Regions from separate parts of the Homo sapiens genome. Here region 2 is linked to region 1. The links are chromatin loops, found by intact Hi-C in ENCODE. Cell type or tissue: natural killer cell. All regions are shown on one strand. Links, peaks and the distances in the headings refer to the core of each region. The heading gives the core; the rest is flanking DNA. Region 1 has its middle 3.5 kb from the start of SEM1. Region 2 has its middle 130 kb from the start of SEM1.

Region 1 (2,919 bases), core at 295-2,794:
CTGAACCTGTAGTCACAGCTATCAGGGAGGCTGAGGTGGGAGACTTACCAGAGACCTGGTGGTTGAGGCTCCAGTGAGCCATGATCGTGCCACTGCACTCCAGCCTGTGCAAAAGAGTGAGACAATGTCTCAAAAAAAAAAAAAAAATTTAGAGACAAACAGAATCATCTACTACAAAATATACTGCTAACTTGTTTTCCTACCTATAAAGTTAAAACTATTCAATCAATTACAGATATGATATAATATGTAAGTGAAGGCATAGTTTTGACTACAAATGCTTTTCATAAGATTGTTGAGAGTTTCTGAGTCATTGAGCGTTAATCCTAGAGTTCGATTTTCTTTTTCATTCTACCTCCTTGCCTTCTGCACTTCCGTCTACATTCATGTGTCAGAGAAAAAATGATTCTGGGGGTTCTGGTGTTAACTGTCTGCCTCTGCACATCAGGATGGTTTGTTTCCTATCATTTAAGAAAGTCCTTAGAATACAATAGCTTCACCACTTCTTAGCACTATGACCTTGGCCACATTACCAATCTCTCTGAGTCTCAGTTCCTCAAGTATAAAATGGATTTAAATTGTACTCAGTAGGTGTACTAGTCTGTTCTCATGCTGCTAATAAAGACATACCTGATACTGAATAATTTATAAAGGAAAGAGATTTAATTGACTCACAGTTCCACATAGCTGGGGAGGCCTCACAATAATGGCTGAAGGCAAATAAGGAGGAAAGTCATGTCTTATCTATTGCAGCAGACAAGAGAGCAGGTGCAGGGGAACTCCCCTTCATAAAACTATCAGATCTTGTGAGACACAGTCACTATCACAAGAACAGCATAGGAAAGACCCACATCCATGATTTAATTACCTCCCACTGGGTCCCTCCCACAATATGTGGGAATTATAGGAGCTACAATTCAAGATGTGGTAGGGACACAGTCAAACCGTATCATTCTGCCCCTGGCCCTTCCCAAATCTCATGTCCTCCCATTTTAAAACAAATCATGCCTCCCAACAGTCCCCCAAAGTCTTAACTCATTTCAGCATTAACTCAAAAGTCGACAGTCCAAAGTCTCATCTGAGAAAAGGCAAGTCCCTTCTGCCTATGAGCCTGTAAAATCAAAAGCAAGTTAATTACTTCCTAGCTACAATGGAGGTACAGGCATTGGGTAAATATACTCATTCTAAATGGGAGAAATTGGCCAAAATGAAGCAGCTACAGGCCCCATGCAAGTCCAAAATCCTGCGAGGCAGTCAAATCTTAATGCTCCAAAATGATCTCCTTTGACTCCTTGTCTCACATCCAGTTCACACTGATGCAAGAGGTGAGTTCCAGTGGTCTTGGGCAGCTCTGCCTCTGTAGCTTTGCAGGGTACAGCCTCTCTCCTGGCTGCTTTCAAAAGGTGGTGTTGAGTGTCTGTAGCTTTTCCACGCATACGATGCAAGCTGTTGGTCAATCTACCATTCTGAGGTCTGGAGGAAGGTGGCTGTCTTCTCAGCTCCACAAGGCAGTGCCCCAGTGGGAACTCTGTGTGGGGGTTCTAACCCCACATTTCCCTTCTGCACTACCCAGCAGATGTTCTCCATGAGGGCTACACTTCTGTAGTGAACTTCTGCCTGGATATCCAGGCATTTTCATACTTCCTCTGAAATCTAGGTGGAGGTTCCCAAACCTCAATTCTTGACTTCTGTGCATCTGCAGGCCCAATACCGTGTGGAAGCTGCCAAGGCTTGGGGCTTGCACCCTCTGAAGCCATGGCCTGAACTGTACCTTGGTTACACAGGGCACCAAGTCCTGAGGCTGCATACAGCAGGGGGGCTCTGGGCCCAGACCATGAAACCACTTTTCCCTCCTAGGCCTCTGGGTCTGTGATGGGTGTGGCTGCCATGAAGGTCTCTGTCATGTCCTGGAGAGATTTTCCCATGTCTTGGCAATTAACACTTTGCTCCTTTTTACTTATGCAAATTTCTGCAGCCAGCTTGAATATCTCCCCAGAAAATGGGTTTTTCTTTTCTACTGCATCATCAGGCTGCAAATGTTCCATACTTTTATGCTTTGTCACCTCTTGAATGCTTTGCTGCTTAGAAATTTCTTCTGCCAGATAAGCCTAAATCACCTCTCTCAAGTTTAAAGTGCCACAGTTCTCTAAGGCAGGCATAAAATATGACCAGTCTCTCTGCATAGCAAGAGTGAACTTTACTCCAGTTTCCAACAAGTTCCGCATCTCCATCAGAGACCACCTCAGCCTGGACTTTATTTTATAGTCCATTTCACTATCAGCATTTTGGTCAAAGCCACTCAACAAGTCTCTAGGAAGTTCTGAACTTTCACATCTTCCTGTCTTCTGAGCCCTCCAAATCTCTAAGAAGTTCCAAACTTTCCCATATTTTTCTATCTTCTTCTGAGCCCTCCAAACTGTTCCAACCTCTGCCTGTTACCCAGTTCTAAAGTCGCTTCCATATTTTCAGGTATCTTTATGGCAGGGCCCTACTACCCTGTACCAACTGACTGTATTAGTTTGTTCTCACGCTGCTAATAAAGACATACCTGGGACTAGGTAATTTATAAAGGAAGGAGGTTTAATTGACTCACAGTTCCACATGGCCAGGGAGGCCTCACAATCATGGCTGAAGGTGAATGAGGAGCAAAGTCATGTCATACTTGGTGGCAGACAAGAGAGCTTGTATAGGGAAACTCTCCTTTATAAAACCATCAGATCTTGTGAGACTTATTCACTATCAGGAGAACAGCATGGGAAAGACCCGCCCCATTATTCAATTACCTCCCACTGAGTCCCTCCCACAACATGTGGGAATTATGGGAGCTACAGTTCAAGATGGGATTTGGGTGAGGACAGAAGCAAACCATATAAATAGGGCTGTTGAGAGGAGGATTAAATAAGAAAATACACAAAATGG
Region 2 (2,919 bases), core at 202-2,701, 120 kb before region 1:
GATCTTGACAGATGTGTCAATCAGATTGCAAGTATCTAAACAAATGCAAAATGAAACCATAAGAAAGTCACAAAGGAAAAACAAAATCAAAAGGTTTTGAAAACCCTACAGGATGCTATAGAAAGGAAAAGATATTAATACAAACCATTACAAAGGATGAGTCTGTAAAGCTGACCAAGATTACAAAGAGAATCTCTCTGGAGTGATAATGGTGAAAAAGGGAAACAAAGATGCAAGGATATGGGCTCAGGGTGGATAGTCAGAAGACTTTGAGGAAGCTTACCACATGCAGGGAATTAAAGAGAGGTTGGTCGAGAGAAAAGAATAAAACGTTATTAGGGAATGTGTCTCTTTGTGGCAAGTGCTATCTTCTGAATCCAAACAAGTAGATGAGTGAAGGGAAGATTTGCAGTTGGATGAAGAGCCTTTGAAAGGTACATCGCTGAATCGCAGAAATCAGGCCCTGGCAAATGCCTGTTGGGTAACAGAGTTCACTGTCTGTCTCGCTGCACTGTTGTTCCCAGCAGGTGGCTGGCAAATGCTATGTCCAGTCGGGTTCCTGGCCAGCAGGGCAGTCTTGTACACAGCAGGCAAACTTTCAATTACTATATAAAAAAACTGGACGTTAATACTCATGTATTAACCATCTTTGACAGACAGAATAGAAGTTTAGGCCCTTTGGAATAGCAGCGGAGAGTCTCTGGGAAAAGAGCTCAGGAGGACAGTGTATACTCACTGTAACTGAAATTGAAAACAGATAAAACACTAAGAGCCAGGAACAGAGGAAAATATGTGAAGGAATGGGAAGAACTAAGGGCTTGACCGTTTCTTAGGTGCCTCAGTGAAACTAAAGGTAGGTAGATGCTCAGTACAGCAGAAACCACTCAATCAACATTGACACTATCTCAAATGAAAGACTTAGGCATATAAAATCTAATCTGGGATGCTGATGAGTTCTCTTATGGCTAGTCCATGTGCATTTAATATTGTTACAGAAAAAGTATCATAATATAGTTCTTCCTGAAAATAATAGTGGGACAGAATGCGATCCTGATGTATATTTGTAGAATTTCAGTTTTCTTCTGGTACAAGCAACCACTTCTATTTTGCACAAGGAGAAAACAGAAGGAACAGTGCTCAAAGAAAATTTAAGGCAACAAATAGAGAGGGCAGGCATTTCCAGCCTCTTATGTAACTAGGGACTGAATTTTCTGAGGAAGTTGAGAAGAAGCAAACATCTTTAAAAATACTATTAATAGAAAATCCCTGCTTCAAGGGCACTTTGAGCAACTGCAGCTTGAATGACTGAGAAAACCCACCAATAGTCATAAAAGCCCAGACAGAAGAAAGAGTTCAGCAAAACCCAGAGGAAAAGAGAACTCAGATTCAAGAGTAACCCCTTAACCACATCTAGCTAAGAGTTTCACCACTTCCTTGGTGGCGAGGAACACTGAAATGATCAGAATCTCTTTCAGAGTAAAGGGAAAGTAATTATTCATAACCATACAGTGTAGTACATGTGTAGTTCTCATGCTTTAAAAGGACACTTTTGTTGTCTTCACAACGAAGTCACCTATTGCTGCAAATAAATATCTGAACTGGACAGACTGATTATAGCTGTTGAAATTCTAATATGTAAAGGTGGAAGAGCTTACATAGGGGTGGAGTTACAGGTTATGCAGTGACAAACAAACCATGAGTAAACTCACTATCTTGCCAGTGGGAGGATTTTCAAGCAAAGGAGAGCATGGGTTTCTTGGGGCTTTATTTTCACTTTTATCTGTGTTAAAAATCATGTGAGAATAATTTAGAGACACAAAATTTCTCCAATCAGAATAGAGCTTGTAGCACAATTCTGTTGGTTATACCTTTATGTATTTATCTTGTGAGGTCTAATTGACCATTATTCGCCACACCTTTCCTGGAGACAATGATCACAGCCTATTGTCTGTTTTTGTTGTTGTTGTTATTTATTTGTTATTTTGAGATGGACTCTGGCTCTGTTGCCTAGGCTGGAGTGCAGCGGCACGATCTTGGCTCACTGCAACCTCCACCAGGTTCAAGCGATTCTCCTGCAACCTCCATCTCCCTGGTTCAAGGGATTCTCCTGCCTCAGCCTCCCTAGCAGCTGGGATTACAGGGATGCACCACCATGCCAAGATAATTTTTGTATTTTTAGTAGAGACAGGGTTTTGCCATGTTGGCCAGGCTGGTCTCAAACTCCTGACCTGAGGTAATCCGCTTGCCTCGGCCTCCCAAAGTGGTGTGATTACAGGAGTGAGCCACCGCACCTGGCCCACAGCCGGTTATCTTGACTTACACAGTCACAGACTTTATTCTCAGCTATAGACCATACTTGCTATATAGTGGGTTAAAAAAGAATCTAAATATGTGATTTAGTTTATGTATTTGTTAACTAGGTATAAGAAACTGGATATTTCCTAAACTTGGAAAGCTGCAGTGAAGACTAATGGGTATATGTAAAGCACTTTTAAATATAAAATCAGCAACCATAATGGTAACAGAAACGGCAATGTGCCAAAACAAAACTGAAACCAAAAAGAATATTGTAACATTTTATTTCTCAAAACCACAATGGAGAGAAAAATTTCTCTTTTGTTTGCTTAAGGGAAGGGGTGTATTTCACTCTTAAAATCATGAATGTTTTCCCTGAGAGATTGTCCCATGGCTCGTTGATATAAGAGTCACTGAAATGTAATGGCAGTATCATGATTCGATGTGCTTCACTTTTGTACAGTGTTTATCAACTGCAGGTTTCTAGATATACACATTCATAATATCTTGAATATTATAATATTAGGTAACACAGAATCGAATGGCTTTTCTGACTGGTGAATCCATCCTCAACTGGGAACTAAACATTGAAGATCAGATTAGTTGACAATTCTGATCTTCAGC

Evidence for each region. Peaks named below come from ENCODE experiments on the same cell type or tissue, not always from the same donor. Only the 100,000 strongest peaks of a DNase experiment are listed, where the experiment ranks them.
Region 2: a loop joins it to region 1, with 10 times the contacts of the local background. A loop is called at or near these places in 3 of 110 quality-filtered maps.

Annotation. Positions count from the first base shown.
Region 1 is chr7:96,711,923-96,714,841 of GRCh38, reverse strand. No RefSeq gene overlaps it. Among named protein-coding and RNA genes, the nearest start is that of SEM1, 3.5 kb to the right of the region's middle. In natural killer cell, for the core only: no CTCF peak of the experiment used is centred there; no DNase peak of the experiment used is centred there.
Region 2 is chr7:96,836,288-96,839,206 of GRCh38, reverse strand. No RefSeq gene overlaps it. Among named protein-coding and RNA genes, the nearest start is that of SEM1, 130 kb to the right of the region's middle. In natural killer cell, for the core only: no CTCF peak of the experiment used is centred there; a DNase peak (open chromatin) is centred at 1,406; H3K4me3 peaks cover 490 bases.